2 separate regions of the Mus musculus genome follow, and region 1 is linked to region 2. The links are chromatin loops, found by intact Hi-C in ENCODE. Cell type or tissue: left cerebral cortex. All regions are shown on one strand. Links, peaks and the distances in the headings refer to the core of each region. The heading gives the core; the rest is flanking DNA. Region 1 overlaps Gm41286 (a long non-coding RNA gene). Region 2 overlaps Ankrd33b (ankyrin repeat domain 33B).

Region 1 (9,140 bases), core at 457-8,456, 61 kb before region 2:
CTTTGCACTGTAGCTTCAAGATGGCACCTGCCCCCAGGACCCCTGCCTGAACGAAGAGTCTTGGTGACATGACTGGGATCACACCTGGTGGGGACCTTGAAGATCTTAGAATTGGACTCTGACATTACCGACAACTATGTACTGCAGAGCAGCCTTGCATCCTTGGTAACCTCAGTCCCTTGGGGCAGCCTGACTTGGGAATGGTGCTGCTATTGTTGACCTCGCTGGTCACTGACCCCGTTTGTGATAGTCCTGGATGCAGCGGGCACCATTTGCTCTAGCCGATTACTGGTACAGTCAAGCACTTTGACTCGCTTCTGACTCTTGGGGGGGCTCCTGGGGGAGGGTCTAGCCTGCCTATGGGGTGCTGGTTTACCCTGCTTTCATTTGGGAATTCTCTTCCACCCCAAAACACTGGCTCCTTGTCAGTTTTCAATCATGGGACTGTGAACTCAACTTGTGGGTCTGCGGCATGTCCCCATAGGAAGCCCCAGGAATGGGCCTTAGTGACACAAGCCTGTGACTGGACCTGCCTCAAGGACCCAGAACTGAGAGCACATGTGTCTCAGGGGTCCCAGTCTGGGAGCCGCTTTCAAACCTTGTGGCACACTATTTCCAGTATGTTCCCATTAAAAAACCATGCTCCCCACAACAACAACAACAACACAACAACAGCAGCAGCAGCAAACCCAGATGCCATTCTCTGATGGCCGATTTGAATTCTAGAAACAGCTGAGTCTGGGGATCCAGGCTGGCGATTCATTTTGGAACACACATGTGGTTTTTTAAGTGGGAATCGAGGAATGCTTTTATGTCTGTCAAACTGGTCTTCCTAAGAGACTCCCAACCTGATATTCTAAATCTAATGCTGATTCCCTCAATAGAGGCAGCATGCTGATTTAAAGTGCATCACTCAGAGATGGCTCAGTGGGTAAAGGCCCCTGTGGCTAAGCCCGATTCTCTAAGTGTGGTGGTTTGCATAGGAACAGTACCCAGGGACTCAGGTATTTGAATGCTTGACCCAAAGGGAGTGGCACTATTAGGAAGTGTGGTCTTGCTGGAGGGGGTGTGGCCTTATTGCTCAAGCTCAGCTCCGTGTGGCTTTAGCAGTCTCCTTCTGCTGCCTGCAGATGAAGATGTAGAACTCCCAGCTCCTCCCCCAGCACCACGTCTGCCTGCACACTGCCATGCTTCCTGCCATGATAATAATGGACTGAACCTCTGAAACTGTAAGCCAGCCCCAATGAAATGCTTTTTCTTTATAAGAGTTTCTGTGATCATGGAGTCTCTTTACAGCAAGAAAACCCCAGCTAGGACCCTAAGTTTTATCCCCAACACCTGTACAGAGGAGAGAACCAGCTCTCACAAGCTCTCCTCTGACCTCCAAACACACTCTGTGGTATGATGCCCCAATAAATAAATAAATAAATAAATAAATAAATAAATGTGTCTTTTAAAAGTATGTCTCTCCAGATAACAGGGCCAGCATCTATGTGGGAAGTTCTCTGTGAGAGCTTGGTCCGCGCCCCCTCCCCCATGGTAAGGCATGCTAGTTTCATAAAGAAATAAGTTTTGGTGTCCAGTGACAGGTACCACTTCTTGTTCTCTGTGTCTTCAGAGGGAGTTCCTGCTGAACCCTGCCACACGAAAAAGATGAAATGTATTTACTGGAATTAAACATTTGTGAGATTCAAGTTGGGATTTATTTCCAAGACTCTCTCCTAAGTAGTGACATTCAGGTCACCTTGAGTTTCTGTGGCAAACTCATTATCAGTCACCCCATGACCACATCTCCCCTCTGCCTTCCGAGGAGGCCTGCAGCTATTGTGCTGAAATTTATTTCCCTTGCAGCCAGAGACATACTAAGCAGAAGCAGAAGCCAACCGATTCCTGCAAAACTTGGGTTTCCTGGTAGGAGGCACAAATATGGGTGCACTTTTCTCCCACGTCTTGCTGTTTCAAAGGTACATGGAATATCTGGAGCAACAGAAGCCCTATGAAAACAGGAAACAAGCCTTAACACCAGGAGCCCAACTGACAAAGATAGACACAAAGCTGGGTCCTTCGTGACAGCAGACATGACCAGGAGAACCTGTGCGGGCCACCGCCTCGTCTCTTAGCATCAGACCCACAAGGAATTATCACAGACTATTCCTCCACTCAGGAAATGCTAAGTGAAGCCTTGGGGCAGGTGAGGACACCCCAAATACTCAGGGGACGGATGAGAAGAATCAGAGATCATAAGGTTAACAGATCTTGTTAAAGAATTTTGGAACCAGAGGCTCTAACGTGTAATATTATCTCTGACTTACAAAACACACTCAAGCAACTTCACATCATAGTGTTGGGGTGGCCATGGTAAAGATGACACCTGCAACCGAGCACTCAGGAAGCTGAGGCAGGAGAAACTTCAGTTTGAAGCCAGCTTGGAGTTGCTCGTGCCTCAGATGCTGGAGGCAGGAACCGGATTGTGCTGATTAAGGTTCCTGTCAGGGAGTGAGAAAGAAGTCTCAAGGAGCTCTGCCTGGATTGCCTCAGCCCATTACCAGGGTCGCCATTACCAAGGTCTTAATCTCAATCTTCATTACACCTGAACCCCAAATCTCAGACACACAGCAGGTGGGACAGATTGGCCTCCTAAGGCTTCCATTGCCCATCACACCAGTTCTGTGCCTCGCACGACTGTACTCAACCCACGAGTTCTTACCATGTCAGTGAAGAGCTTCGGGTTATAAGGGAGGTTGACCCCTTCTCCCCCCACCTATTTTCCCCCTCCTCTGTCTCCGCCCTCAACTTCTCTCCCTCTATTCTTTCCTTCCTGTGGGGTTGACTATATAACCTTGCCTTTGCTCTGTGAGTTTAGGACCCTGAGCCGTATAGAGAACCTGCCAGCTAAGAGCTGTTGAAAGAGACAGTAATAGATGGGAAGCCACCATGATTCCACTAATGCTGTGTCCATGAGAAACCCACCCAGGGCTGTCTGTCCATTCTCTCATCAGAAGAGAAAATGAGTTATGATCAAGCCACTCTGCTGAGGACAGTCACAGGATTGCCTTTCTCGTAGGAAATGTGCAGAGAGCCATCTCAAGGTTGCCTTTCGGATGCGGTAGTGGATTGAACATTCTCTCAACCTGAAAGGCATTTGAATTAGTTTCATTTCCACCCGAAGCATCCCAAAACCTGTGCTGTGGCCAAGTGAATGAGTCTGTAGGATGTGTGTAGGATGGCTGAGAACACACCAGAGCTTCGCAGGTCCAAACCTTCAGCTCTTATGTCACCGTCTCACATGGCATCCGCGAGCAAGCAGTGGCAGAGGCTAGATCACTCCACGCTGTGGGTGACTTGTGCCCACCACCTCACCGCTGAAGCACGACTCACTCCATCAGATGGCCAAATGGCTGATCTTTAGGAAATTAACGAGAGTACTAGAATAGGGTGGGCCTGACGCAGTACGCCTGCTGCTCTTAAAAAGTGAAAAAGCAACACTGTTCAAACCTCAATGTGTGAAGGATGACAGTGGGATTAATCTAGTTTGAGGTCCAAAAAATCGGTTTTAATATTTGAGTATGGAAGCTGGGCAGTGGTAGTGCACGCCTTTAATCCCAGCACTTGGGAGGCAGAGGCCAAGGCAGAGAGACCTCTGAGTTCGAGGCCAGCCTGATCTACAGAGCAAGTTCTAGAACAGCCAGGGTTACATATAGAGGGGCCAATATCAACTCCCCCCTCCAAAAATAAAAGTATTAGCCAGGCAGTGGTGGCACATGCCTTTAATTGCAGCTCTCAGGAGGCAGAGGCAGGTGGATGTCTGTGAGTTCAAGGTCAGCCAGGTCTACATAGTGAGTTCCAGGACAGTCAGGGCTATACACAGAGAAACCATTTTTCAAAAAAAAAAAAAAAAAAAAAAACCCAAAAAACAAAAAAAAACTGTACAGTGACAGATGATGTCCCCTCATGAGGTGGTGTGCTGTGCATTCCATGATATTATCATTTAGTGTAGAGGTGGGGGCTGGTCATGATGGCAACTGGATTTGTTTGGACAGCCAGATCTTTTTTTTTTTTTAATTAGGGGAGTGGGCCTCTAGGGATGGGTCTGGGGCCCTTACCACACAGCTCGTTCATTCCACCCCTGGAATCCCATGGTTTCTTCACATCTGAAAGCTGAGGGGCTGGAGGAGGGCTTCGAAGGCATCGTCTGCTCAGAGGCCAGGTCTGCCAGGTCCTCTGTGACTGTGCTGTCTCCCTGGTGATGTCTCACTCCCCCCAGAGACTGTCTGTCATCAAGGATGTCCTTGCACATCTTTGGTCATCCTTGGACAGACACTGCTCACCAGCAGCCACCTGAGGGTGGTCCTGATGATGTGCTGCGGCTGGAATGCGATGCTGGACCCTGCACATCTTTGGCATCTGCAGGACATGATCAGACTGCGTCAAGGCCAGGAGCCTCTGCTTGGTGACCCTAGCTCAAACTGATTGTCTGGACAAAGAGCTACAGGATCGTGGGTATGCCACCTAAAAGAAGCAAACACCCTCCACAGAGCAGGGCAGGGGCAGTGCTCAGCATTTGCAAAATGCTTCTGCTCTGGGTGGTTTTTGTTAGCTGTTTGTTTGTTTATTTTTAAAGATTTATTATGTATACATGCCTGCATGTATCCTGCAGGCCAGAAGAGGGCACCAGATCTCATTATAGACGGTTGTGACCCACCATGTGGTTGCTGGGAATTGAGACCTCTGGAAGAGCTGTCAGTGCTCTTAACCTCTGAGCCATCTCTCCAGCGCCCCAGCTATTTATTTTAAAACAGGGTCTCATGAAGCCCAGGCTGGGTGATAATGACCTTGACCTTGAACATCTGATCTTCCTGCCTCTACCTTCCCACTGTTGGAATTACTTATATAAGAGTCCATAGTGCAAGCAATGGAACCCAGCACTTCAGACATGCTAGACAAGTACCACTGAGCCACATTCCCAGCCTTTTATTAGCCTTTGACAAGCCTGATTAATATGGATAGTTAGTGTCGTCACAGAGAGGTGTCAACATACTCGGTATGTGAGCCCTCCAACTCACCGCATAGAGACCAAGAACAAAAAACCATGACTGGAAGGTCCAGGCCAATTCAGTAGCCTCTCCCCGGGGCAGCCAAGGCAAGGGCCACAGAGCCACAGCATGGTTGGACTCCCACGAGGAGAGCCCAGTTCTCCTGGCAGTCACCTTCCGAGTCCACTTGCTTCCCAGCCCCCCATCCTGGCCGGGTGATCTCAATGTGACAGAGGAGGGGCCTCCTCCCTGGCAGCTTAGTGTCCCCCCAGAACTAGAGCAGAGAGAGATTAGGGGTTGCTAATTTGGGACCAGGACTGATGTGCTATAAAAAGCAAGGAGGCTTTGGGATCTGCAAGCCATTTCAGAAATGCATCCCACACACAGAAAAGATGAAGTCAGTGGGATTTGTCTCTCTCTCTCTCTCTCGCTCTCTCTCTCTCTCTCTCTCTCTCTGTTCATCCTCCCTCTTTTAAAGATCCTCCTAGCACCTTCTCTGAACCCTTCACACCTTCGCTGATGTCCCTGCCAAAGAAGCTCTGGATGGAGGGGTCAGAGGTGACACACTCAGGCCTTTCAATCCAAGGCCGACAGACACCTCATCTGTCCTGGGAATCTGGGGATCCAGAAGCACACAAGAAAATTTGCAAAGGCTTGAATAAAGATATCAAGGAAGTGGATGTGGCTAGAGGGCTGGCCTTAGTGCGATGTCCCCACCAGGAACATTGGCATGTCAGAAAATAGCGTGAGGGGATCTCTAGGGGGACCCCCGTGAAAATCACCCTGAATTCTTGCCAGGGGAATTTCACGAATCTATGATTTTCACCCTGCTCCCCCCACTCTCTCTCTGTGTGTGTGTGTGTGTGTGTGTGTGTGTGTGTGAGTGTGTGTTTATGTGTGTGAGACAGCATGTGTGTGTGTGTGTGTGTGTGTGCGGAGGGCGGGGGAGGGAGCCCCAGGGATAGCTCAGTGTTCACTGGAAGGGAACTTCTCTCTGTCCATCAGAGCATCACATGGACTTTGGAGGGACCGGGACATCGGACTTTGCAAAGATTCTGTTTCTGCTCCAGGGCCAGCAGGTTGCTTGGGCCCCAGTCTTGACTAAACCAGTTCCAGGTCCTCTGAGGGAAGTGTGTAACAGATTTTGTTTGTTATTGTTTTTGTATTTTTTTGAGAGCAACCCCAAACTGTGTTTTCTCTTTCCCTGTCCATCATAGGCTACTTGGCATGTGAGGCAAACATTCCTCTCTACTAGCTATGAAGGAAATCCTGTGTGCTCAGTAAGAAATCCCAGGACGTTGTTTGGAACATAACATCTGCTGTGTAGCTACTGAGAGCAGTTATGAAGCAGTCGAGGATGGCAGAAAGGACAGGCAGGTGCTAAGGAAGGCAGAGCTCAGAAGAGCCACAACTCTGATCATTATATCACCATTTGATTCAGTAGGGAACCCCTGGGCTGGGGTCCTCAGTGTGGTAGGACCAAGAGCCTCTGATGACCCTCTTGAGACCTGAGCCTGCTTCTGTTCCTCTCAGACATAGGCCCAGGAGGGTCCTGGTTACAGGGTGGGGACAGGCAGTAGTGGACCAGGCACAATCCATCTCAGGCTGGTGCTTTATGGGGTGTCCTTGCCTTCTGATACTTTGTCTTGGGACCAAAGGTAGTGTCAGGCTGTCCATGAGCAAAAGCATCCTAGCCCAGTCTTCATGGGAAGTGGTGGACATGACCAGTGTGAGATAGCCTACTCACCTGGTCTCTTATGCTAATTACATTTAAGCTTTACGAACTCTGTGGTGTCACAGGATACTATACTGTAACAGTAGAATATGGGAGGAGATGCAGCTCAGTGGCAGAGCACTTTCCTGACCTTTATGAGGCTATGGATTCAATTCCCTGCCTCTTAAAAGACAAAAGAAACCAAATATAGGATGATAATAAAATAGTATGATGTCTACATACATATTATTATATAGTGTTAGAATAAAATGGTTATATGGTTTAATTTGTATAGAATATATATGTATATATATACATATATATATATATATATATATATCTTAATTACTTTTCTTACTACTCTAATAAAATACCTTGATGAAGGCAACTTAAGGGATAAGGGAGAAAAGTCAGAACACCATGGTAGGGAAGTTACAGTGGCAAGAGGCTGAGGAAGCTGGTCATGTTACATCCTCAATCATGAGCAGAGAGCCATGAATGCACACACAGTAGCATTCAGCTCAATCTCTCCACTTTACACAGCCCAGAATCCCTGTCTAGGGAATGGTGCCACCCACAGTGGGCAATTCTTCCCACCTCAGTTAACACTGTCAAGATAACCCTCCTCAGACATACCGGATTCTAAGTCCTGTCAAGTTGACAATAAACTACAACGTAACAGTATGCTATACTAGTTATTAACTTTCTGTTGGTAACAACTTCTGTAATCCAAAACATTGAAAAGATTATCATTTCAACACATAACCAACATAAACGTGTTAGCAAAGTATACATACTTTTGTTACTAAATCTTAAAATTTCTCTCTGCATGTTCATCTTCCAGCACCTCTCTAATTAGGACAGCTACAATCCAGGTGATTTGTAGCTCTACATGGTAAGTGGTTGCCATTCTGTAAGCGCAGCTAGGATGCCTCTGACGCTTGGTCTCTGTGAGGTTGAATGCCCTTCCTCCAAGCACCGCTCCTCAGCACCGAGCAGGAAAGAGATGTTGAGAAACATCAAGGCTACAGAAGAAAGCCGCTAAAGTTAAATATCACTTCCCACCTGGTACTTTGCAGGGAGCCAATAACCAACTCTCAACCAATACAATCATGCTGTCACCATGCTAACGAAGGTTTAAAATACCTTCCTATGCTTCTAGATGCCCCTTCGGCGGGTCCTGCTCCCAATGCCTCTGATCAAGGGTCAGTCTCTGCACCTCAAGAGTGCAGCTTGCTCTGGGATCATTTACAGCCTCCAGACTTTTTATTTCTTAGGTTTAAATGCACGAGTGTGCCCTCCACCCACCGCAAGCATGTCCATCACCTTTCCAGCTGAAGGAATTGCCATGGACAGGTGACACTTTTGTGTGTTTGTGTGAGGATGTGTATACACAAGTGCAGTTGCCCTTAGAGGCAAGAAGAGAGGATCGCATTCCCTAGAGCAGGAGTTACTGGTGGTTGTGAGCTGCCTGGTGTGAGTGCTGGGTCCTCTGCAGGAGCAGTATGAGTTCTTGACCTCTGAGCTATCTCTCCCTCAGGTGACATCCTAATTTCCACTCATTTCAGCTTTGTGGAATGTGCTGGTGACTGGCATTCTTAAACAGGAAAGAGGAGGTCTGCTTCTGAACCAGATAAGACGGTGTCCAGCAAAATCCATGGGCCACTCACCATGGTCTCCTGAGCCCTAACAGCCTGCACTGTTTTTGACAGGACACTCTGGGAGGGCCCAGGGCTGCAAAATTCGGAAGAAATGTAGAGTCTTGGAAATCACTGAGTGGTTCTCATGCTTCAAGAAACAGAAAGCAGGACACAGGAGCCTCTGCCAGGGTTTCTCTCCTGTCCCTTTTTACATAAATTCTTATGTAACCCAGCACCTGCTCTATACAGGGCCATCTCAGCCTTCCCTGTGTTAACTAGCAGCCCACACTCACTGTCACAGACTCCTACGTCCTCACATTCTTCCTCACGCATACACATATGGCCGCAATTCCGGGAACACTTATGCACACAATTATACTCTGACATACACTCTCTCCGTGTGTCTCTCTCTGTTTCTGTTTTCTATCTGTTTCTTTCTCTCTCTGACTCTCTCACACACACCCCTTCCTCCTCGGTCTTCTACATGGAACTAGATGGCCAGTGTTTGTCAGTGTATGGATGTGTACAAGGTGTGCAAGAGTGTGTGTCTGAAAGAATGTGGGTGTGTGAGTGTAACTGAGTGTGAATGTTTGAGAAGTGTGGGTCAGGGGCGTGAGAAGATGTGTGTGTGTGTGTGTGTGTGTGTGTGTGTGTGTGTGTGTGTTAAGTGTGTGATTATACAGCAGAATGATCTGTGAGTGTTTGGGGACTTCAGGAAGGAACCAGACTCCTTTCTCAACATTTTCTTTGGGC
Region 2 (9,140 bases), core at 604-8,603:
GAGTCCCTACGCTGACACTCCCCTGTCTTTTCTGGTCACAGCCTTCTGGATGATTCTGACTCTGGAAGTCACCAGCGCTTTCCTCTTGAATGAATGATGTCCTGTCTAAAGCTGAATAGCTGGGAGGCGAGGAGCACCTTCTTGGAGGGGGAAGGGTTTTCTTAGAGAATTAAATGTAGGGCTCGGCAGAGCTGCTGTGGCCGGCTGGCTCAGGAGTTGGTGACTCCGGCTTGGTTGTCCCCGAGGCATCTATTGTTCCTGGAATAGCTGGACAATCTGTTCCAGGCAAGGAAGAAAACACACCAAAGCAATAGGATGACTTCGTTATGAGTGCAGTTGTAATCCCAGCATCCTTTGCAAGTAATTACACTTGCAGTCATGAACCCGAACCTCAGCTTGGTGCTAATATGAACCTATCCTTCCAATTGATATATGTTGAGCGTGCACATGGGTATTGTTCTAAATGGTTTTGGCTTTCTGTACCTTGCTGTATTACAAAGAGTCCTAAACTCCCCCCCCCCCCCCACACACACACAGTGTTTCCTTCTTCAGGCGCCCAATCAGAGGTAGATCTTTCTGCTTCTCCTCAGCCTTGCTCACTCCCTCATGCTTCTCTCCCTGTAGTTGCTTTCTTTCCACCCTGGGGAGATGCTGCTTTCTCATTCAGTGGCTACAGTGCTCTTAGCTCCAGCTTGTGGCCCTGCCCTCCAGCACTGCAGTGCTTGGTCTGCCCTACCCTGTGTTATGTTAACAGTGCTTTGTGAAGGTGTCACTAATGTGTGGTATGGCAGAGCGTGTACATTCTAGCAGCTGGATGATTTTCAACAGGTTTGGCAGTACACTCCGAGCGTAGGTATGCCCTCTGAAAATGAGTTGTCAGGTGGTGTACCGGAACCACATATTGTGTTCCTGAAAGCCGAGGTGGTCTTGTGGTGCAAGTAAAAACAACCATAACAGAACATCCTGTTTTACCAAAAAATTCTTTTTTGCTAGTAAAAGGATGTATGAAGCACAGTCGTCAGAGCTTTAGAGGTAGCTCAGTCTCTGAATTTGATCTCCAGAACCCACAATAGGAAAAGCCAGCTGTGGTGGCGGGCGCTTGTAATCCTGACATTGTGGGGTGGAGACGAAGTAGTTCCCTTGTTCTCATACACCAGCCAGCTATTCTACTCAATGAATTACAGGCCAGTGAGAGACCCTGCCTCTAAAGACAGAGTGGTTGCTGTCTGAGGAATGACCCAGAGGTTGACACCTGTTCTCTATAAACGTGCACAATATTTGTTTGGACACCTGTACATATGCAATTTCACGTTCACGAACACACACGTATGTGTACTCATATAAACACATATACAAAAAAAGAAAATTATGAAAGGTATAAGATAGGAAATGCACAACCCAGGAGCATACATACTATCAGATATAATGGGCCGAATATCACCTATGTGCTATGATCTCACATGACTGTCAGCACAGTAAATTACAATCAGTTCATCCACGGTGGGACATCATGATGGCTGTGAGGTCTGTGGGCAGCAGGAAGTTCAATGGTCATCTGACATGTGTGACACATCAACAACCAGATGCTACGTATGTGGCTGCATCTGCACCTGTATGGTCATCTCCCACTCCAAGATTCAGGTCTCCATCTCCAGTCCGCTTCCTTTTGCCCACTTTCTAGTGAGTCCCTGTCCATCAGAGATAGCCACTACATAGGTTGTTTTAAATCCGGGGATCAGTAGAACCCAGGTGGAGCCTCAGTAGAATCACACAGTCTTGTCCCGTGCCCAGCTTTCTTCATTCATTTCAAAGGGTTTTGAGATTTGTCTGTGTATCTCTTAAATTGCCTTTTTCTTTGCATTTCTTTATGTTTTATTTTTTAAGATGTTTGTGGGTAGCTGGGTGGTGGTGGCGGCGGCGCACGCCTTTAATCCCAGCACTTGGGAGGCAGAGGCAGGCAGAATTGAGGCCAGCCTGGTCTACAAAGTGAGTTCCAGGACAGCCAGGACAACACCAAGAAACCCTGTCTCAAAAAACCAAAAAACAACAACAACAAAAAAGATGTGTGTGTGTGTGTGTGTGTGTGTGTGTGTGTGTGCGGGAGCCCACAGAATCCAAAGATAGAATCTGCATTGTACCTGACATGGGTGCTGGGAAACCAGCTTCCGTCCTTGCCAGAGCAATAGTTCCAATCTACTGATCCTAGTCGCCAGCCCTCTTCTTTTTTAACAGCTGCAGCCCTCTTCTTTTTTAACAGCTGCAGGGACCTGTTAGTTCCCCTGTTTGAACTGCCCCCATGTCATTGTTTTTAAAAGTTGTGGTGAGTGTATGTAACAAAACTATCTCCTTTAGTAGCCACTGATGCAAGAGTGCAGTTTCGTGACATTGATGACTTTCACAATGCTATGTAACTACCACCACTGTTTCCAAAGCTTTAGCACTAGAAACAACCCGTGTAACCTCGAAGACCTCACCAATTCTGTCTTCCCCCAGTCCCGGCTCTCTAGCCTACTCTGATTTGCTTACTCTGTGTTTCACATAAACAGACTGAGGTGGTTTGAATGAGCAATGGTATCACGCTCCTCAGGTCAAGTGATTGGATGAGCAATCCTGCCATGCCCCTCAGGTCAGGTGATTGGATGAGCAATCCTGCCACGCCCCTCAGGTCAGGTGATTGAATGAGCAACCTGCCACGCCCCTCAGGTCAGGTGATGAATGAACAATCCCACTCCCCTCCTCAGGTCAGGTGTTTGAGCACTTGTCACTAGTTGATTGTGCTGTTTGAGGAGGTCACCAGACCGTTAGGATGTACCGTCTTGCTGGAAGGAAGACAGCACTGGGCGTGGGCTTTGATAGTTTATAGCTCACTACATTTGCAGTTAGCTCTCCCAGCTTTCTGTGTGACAAAATGTGACCAACCGTCTTGCTCCTGGCGCCCACTGCCATGTTTTTCTTGCCATTATGGACTCCCCCTTTGGAACCATAAACCAACAAAAACCCTAACTTTGAGTCTTTGTTGTTGCTGTCTTGTTTTTGTTTTGTTTTGTTTTTTGGTTGCAAATTATTTTACCCCAGCAATGAAAAATGCACATGGGGATATATGTGCCCCTCTGTGCCTGGCTTATGTCACTTGCACACTATTCTCCAGGTTCATGTATGCTGTGGCATGTATTGGAGTTCCATTTCCTCATAGAGTGGAGAAAGAGTCTTGTGTGTGTGTGTGTGTACACCACACTTTGCTTATCCATTTGCTGACGCCTTGGGTGTTTGAGTTATTGTGAGCAAGGCAGCTGTGAACACGAGTGCCCAGGTCTCTCCTGGAATCCCTGCTTTGAACCTCCTCAGATGAGTACTTCAGACTGGTACAACTGAGTTATATGGCAGCAAGCCTTCCCGGGGGTTTGGCTGGTTCAGTAGAATATTTGAAATCCGTCAGTGTTGTTGCGTGTAGCAAGATTTTCTTCGTCTATTGTTAAAGCTGTTTCCTACATTTGTGTATGTGCAGGTTTACTCACTTGATTCCCCTTTCACCTTTCTTCCGTCCCATCGCCCCCTCCCCTCCCCTCCCCTCCCCTCCCCTCCCCTCCCCTCCCCTCCCCTCCCCTCCCCTCCCCTCCCCTCCCCTCCCCTCCCCTCCCCTCCCGCCCCAGCTGAGAGAAAGTATGATCTGTCATACCAGCTTCGTTAGGCTTCTTGGTGATGAACATCCACACTGTTTGTCATTTGGGGCTGTGAGTTATGAATCAGGCTCCCGATGTTCTTGTATCCGTCTTAATTTGGGTACAGATATTCTTTCTCTGGAGCGTGTCTCTGAGTGGCACTGCTGTGTCATGAGGCAGGCACATGCTAAGCTTTAACAGAGACTGGCTTCCCAGTGGTGTTCACACCCCCGTCTGCTGGGAACATGCGCGCCCCACACCCTTGCCAACATTTGGTATTGTCAGTCTTTTTAATTTTAGCCTCTCTGGTGGGTGTGCGTTGCTGTCTCTTTGCGGGTTTGATTTGCATCTCCCCGGTGACTCAGGATATTGAACACCTTCACATTTGGAAAAAAAGGTTATAATTTAAATTCTTTTACATAAAGAAAGCGCATTAGGAGACATTAACGAACACCTGTAAGCACAGACATTCCAAAGCCCAGAATGTCTCATCGAAGTCATCTACCCTGACAGCTATGAGTCAGACAGACAGATGTCCGTTTCAGTTACGTCTGAAATCACAAATGAGGCAGTAGCCTGGGTTTTTGTTTTTTGTTTAAAAAGCAGACAGGAGCATGTATTTAAAGACTATTTTAAAAATAAAAGAAAATGGAAGGCTATCTTTCCTCCTCACCTCCCATTGGAGAGCCAGGCTTTCAGGGGGAAAGTCTAATTGCACTCCATGCTGGGAGGACCGTACTGTGGTTCTCCCTGACTTAGCCTCGGCCCTGATTGTGAACCACCTTGACCTGGAGGCTTCTCTGCAATTGTGACATGGTCCTATCCTTCCTGCCTAAGAAGTTTCTGCCTGCTCTGTGCCAACCCCTCTCAAAGCATGGCTGGTTTCCACCTGCTGTGCACCACCCGCTGTCCCCTGAGTCACCTCATATTGCATTGTTTACTTCCTGGGCTCCTTCCCTAGACCCAGTTTCCCCAGAGGAAGGACCACACACACACACACACACACACACACACACACACACACACACACACGCATCTTCTGGGTTCCTCTTCCTATTTCTACACACTACCAGAGCCTAGCTGGTGACCAGTCCCTGCTGGTAGGGTAGTATATGGAGACGGTTCTAGAGGCAGTGTGACACCCCTCCCAGGAGCTGATTTTCTGTGTATATTTGTCTAGCTACTCAGTCTTAGCAGATAGAACTATACCTATGTATTCTTAAATCTAGAAGACAAAATACAAGCCACCATTTCCTGACCTTTCTTCATGACCTTTTGCCCTGTTGGCCACAGGGCTATCATTTGCTCTCAGCGATGCAGCCTGCTTGCTGGTAGTATCATGAAGGAGGCATTTGAGGGTGACTGTGGGTCTGTAGATTGGAAATAGGTAAGAATTTATTAGGATATACCATGAGAAAGACAGGACCAGGCAAGAGAGTAGATGTGCCTCTTCACTAAAATTAAACAGAGCACAGTTAAAGGAAAACAAAGGAAGGTGCAGGGGACCGTGTCTGGTGTTGCTGAAGGAGAAGTGTGTGGATTTGGGTTCCCGGGCAGTGCGAGCATCTTCACTGCCCAGCCGAGAGCCTTCTCGCTCACCCAGCATTCTTGCCTGCATCTTCTGGCCTCATGTCCTTTCACTGCTCAGCTGAGAGCCTCATTCACCCCACAGCCCTGTCCCATCTCTTCCTGCCTCAGGTCCCACAGGCCACTTGGGAGCTTATTAAAGAATGTATGCTCTGACTCTGGGGGCCGGGGCTGAGGCCTGAGGTGTGCCTTTCTCTCCAGCTCCTGGCAACACTGATGCTATCGGTCCAGAGACCTCCCTTGAGTGGCTGGAGCAGAGCGTGAATCCAACTGGGTTAGTCTGAGGGACTCATCAGCCACCTTGTTCATTCTCCACCCTTTGCGTTGGTTGTGTTGAATCCTGCCGCCCATCATCTAGTATAAACCAGCCTGGTGCATCCAGCTCGGTATTTGTGAAGATATTGTCTTTCAAAAAGTTGTGGGGAGACTGGGAGATTGTTTAAGGTATTACGCGCTTGCCAGGCAAGCATAAGGACCTGAGGTGGGATTTCCAGCACTCGCCTCAAAATGTCAGGAGCTCTGGAGTCTGGGGCAAGTAACAGATGGGCCCCAAGGGTTTATTGACCAGGCAGATTAGCTAATCGGTGAGTATCCGGTTCAGTGAAAAGACACGGTGCCAAAAATAAGTTGGGGACAGGCTGACTTAGACCTCAGTCGCTAGTCTCCATGTATACATACATGTGTGTGTGCACATGCGCTTATCACACACAGGCGCATGCACCGATGTACACATAGAGACGACCATACACAGACACACTAAGTAGACTGAGTTGATGTCTGAGGGCCTGCAGATAAAGAAATGGGAAATGCTTGCAGATAGCCCAATGTGTTCTATGTGTTCAAAGGGGTTTAATTCTTTGAGTCTGACACTACTGGGCAATTTAGGTTCCTATATTGAATTGTATGGAGTTTTTTTCTTCCCCCAGAAGTCCATAAAGTTGATCATAAGCTATAGCCTTTGAGAGGTTCAGTTTCTTATTCCCTTATTGGTTGACGGCTGGTGTGGTAAGCTTATCAGGACCGCCCCTCTATTTTCTGTGGAACAAAAGGCAGCTTTCTCTCTCTTGTAGTGTGTCTTCACAACTCATGCACTTACTAAAGGCATGCCATGAGGAGCTTTGCTGAAGGTTTTGTTTTCTTAAATAAGTTTCTGATTATTAAACAGGACCAACCATTCATTACTGAAGAATGAGGCTTACTACTATTGAAGAAAAATGACATCATTCAGACCAGTCATGCTGAAATCCTGGGGATTTTCTTCCTGGTCCCCCCACCCCCTGTTGAATTGTTAACACTTAATTTTTCAGTTGTTGGGCTGGTGAGATGGCTCAGTGGGTAAGAGCACCCGACTGCTCTTCCGAAGGTCCAGAGTTCAAATCCCAGCAACCACATGGTGGCTCACAACCACCCGTAACGAGATCTGAAGCCCTCTTCTGGTGTGTCTGAAGACAGCTATGGTGTACTTACATGTAGTAAATAAATAAATCTTTAAAAAATTTTTTTTCAGTTGTTTTTAGAAAAGCTTACTTGTTTTTACTTTATTTTACTATTTAATGCTCTCTTCATGATTAAATTTCTTCATACATATCATTTTAAATGCTTAATGAAGTCATACAATAGAAAAATTGTTCCTTAACTCTTTGTTCTAGTTTAAAAAGAACTTTTTTTGAGAGGGGGCAGGAACCAGCATTGATCTCATGTCTTCTAAGCATATAACAAATCCTGGTTGAAGCCTAGAGGGAAATTTCCAAGCTAAGTAGCATTAATTATATGTAGTTAGCCACAATTAATATAACTTCCAGTAATTTTTTCATGGCTATTGACATGACAACGATCATCCTGTATTTTAGTATGTTGGTTACTTCTCTTACCAAGTACTACCAAGTGCCCAACAAGAAGCAACTTAAAGTGAAAGACTTTTGGTTCATGGTTCAGGGATGCCACGCCTCTAGTCAGGGATGGGCTGACAGAGGGACCAGGTCATGCCTAGTGTTGGGAGCTGCTTGCTCACATCTGGGCAGATGAAAGGATGGGTGGAATTCAGCTGGAGTTTTCCTTTTAATTCAGCCTGGAACCCTAGTTCATGGGAGGGTACCACTTAGGGTAGACCGTCACCTCTCAGTTAAACCTCTCTGGAAACACTTGACGTACAAAGCCCCGAGGTAGATGCTAGTAATGCCCTCGGCCAGTGTGTCTCAACCTGTGGGTCACTATTCCTTTGGGGGATTGAAGGACTCTTTCACAGGGGTCTCCTAAGACCATTGGAAAACACAGATATTTATATTATGATTCATAACAGTGGCACATTACAAGTATGAAGAACCAACAGAAATAATTTTATGGTTGGGGGTCACCACAACATGAGGAACTGTGTTAAAGGGTAGCAGCATTGGGAAGGTTGAGAACCGCTACCCTAGTCATCTCTTAATCCAACCAGGTTGCCGGTAAGGTTCATCATTCCAAGCTTACCTCTGGTCAACTTGACACCCAAATGTATCACCTCAAGTTGTAACCATCAAGCCCAGGGCTCCAGATTCGTAAGTGGATCCCAATACAGCAGGCATTAGTCCATCTCTAGAGTCCCCACAGTCTTAGCGTCCTAACTTGTTACAAAACTCAAAGTTCAAAGTCATCCCAAAGACTCAAAATAGTCTCTTAGCTGTCAGCTCTATGAGCATCAAGAGCGAGTTAGATACTGCTATGTTTTCAGTGTGAAATATCTCCATAGGCCTCCATAAGTTCCCAACCTTCCTAACTCTGCCACCCTTAAATTACAGTTTCGCACGTTGTGCGGATACCCCCCAACCATAAAATTATTTTCATTGCTATTTCATAACGGCAATTTTGCTACAGTTATGAATCGTAATGTAAATATCTGTTTTTCTATGGTTTTAGGCAATTCCGGTGAAAGAGTCATTTGATACTGCCCCCCCCCCAACCTTCCTCCACCCTCCCACTTCCATGCCCAAAGAGGTCATGACCCATAGGTTGAAAACTGCTACCATAGTCTTTTTGTTTGAGATAGAGTCTCACTATGTAGCCCTGGCTGGCCTGGGACTCACTATGAAGACCAGGCTAACCTGGGACTCACATCTGCCTGCCTCTGTCTCCTGCATGCTGGAGTGAAAGGTGGAAAGATGTGCGGTGCCTGGTTTGTGGGCTCTTTGTTTTGGCTCGTGGTCTCCGGCTGTAGTACTTTGAGGTATAACCTCACTGGAAGAAGTGGGTTTCTGGGGCCCAGGCTTTGAGGTTTTAGAGCTTGGCTCTACTTCCTGTCTTCTTTCTGCTTTCGGACTGAAGGTACAATGTGAGAAGCTGTCTCCTGCTGACGTCAGGGCTCCCCCACCAGAGCTGATTGTACCCCTTACTCAACTGACAGGGGGAAACAAAGCTTTCCTCTGAGGTGGATTATTGTCAGGTATTTAGTTACAGTGAAAAGAGAAGTGACTGATACACACACTTCCAGGATACAGAGGTACAGAGTAAGCATTCCTGTTCCAGAAGGGGGGTGGGGCAGAAGCTTAGCAAGACCTCGAATATGAAACTCCATGTTTGTCATTCATGGCTCATGGTGGCATCATCTGGGCTCCAGCGGGCTTGAGTGGCCCTGTCTCTCAGACTCTGTTGCTTGGGTCACATGGGGCCTCTCTCTTGAGGCACTCCAGTTGTGTCTGTGTCTTGCCTCATGAATGTCCTCATGAAGTAGCTGGTATCCTGGATATCTTTGGTATATTGTGGTATCTCCTGTAACTTTGAGATACTTCTGAGAATATTGAGTGTTACTTGGGTCAGAGAGAAACACTGGGCAGTGTTTTTTGCTTCCAGCTACTTGCTTTGCTGCTAGGTTCAGTGGATTCCTCTTGTTTATAGAGTGTCAGTATTAAGTCAGTGACT

What was found. A loop is a pair of places that touch in the nucleus more often than their neighbours do. Peaks named below come from ENCODE experiments on the same cell type or tissue, not always from the same donor. Only the 100,000 strongest peaks of a DNase experiment are listed, where the experiment ranks them.
Region 1: it touches region 2 in a loop (9-fold over the local background); 4 of 42 quality-filtered maps call a loop at or near these places.

Annotation. Positions count from the first base shown.
Region 1 is chr15:31,393,098-31,402,237 of GRCm38, reverse strand. It overlaps Gm41286 (a long non-coding RNA gene), which reads left to right. Exons shown (of 3, transcript XR_875100.1): 3 at 1-1,176. Among named protein-coding and RNA genes, the nearest start is that of Gm41286, 11 kb to the left of the region's middle. In left cerebral cortex, for the core only: a CTCF peak has its summit at 4,665 (motif pointing right); DNase peaks (open chromatin) are centred at 4,347, 5,326, 6,240, 7,793 and 3 more places; H3K27ac peaks cover 6,691 bases.
Region 2 is chr15:31,332,352-31,341,491 of GRCm38, reverse strand. The region is part of intron 1 of Ankrd33b (ankyrin repeat domain 33B); the gene reads left to right. Among named protein-coding and RNA genes, the nearest start is that of Ankrd33b, 31 kb to the left of the region's middle. In left cerebral cortex, for the core only: no CTCF peak of the experiment used is centred there; DNase peaks (open chromatin) are centred at 2,783, 3,331, 3,884 and 4,505; H3K27ac peaks cover 3,410 bases.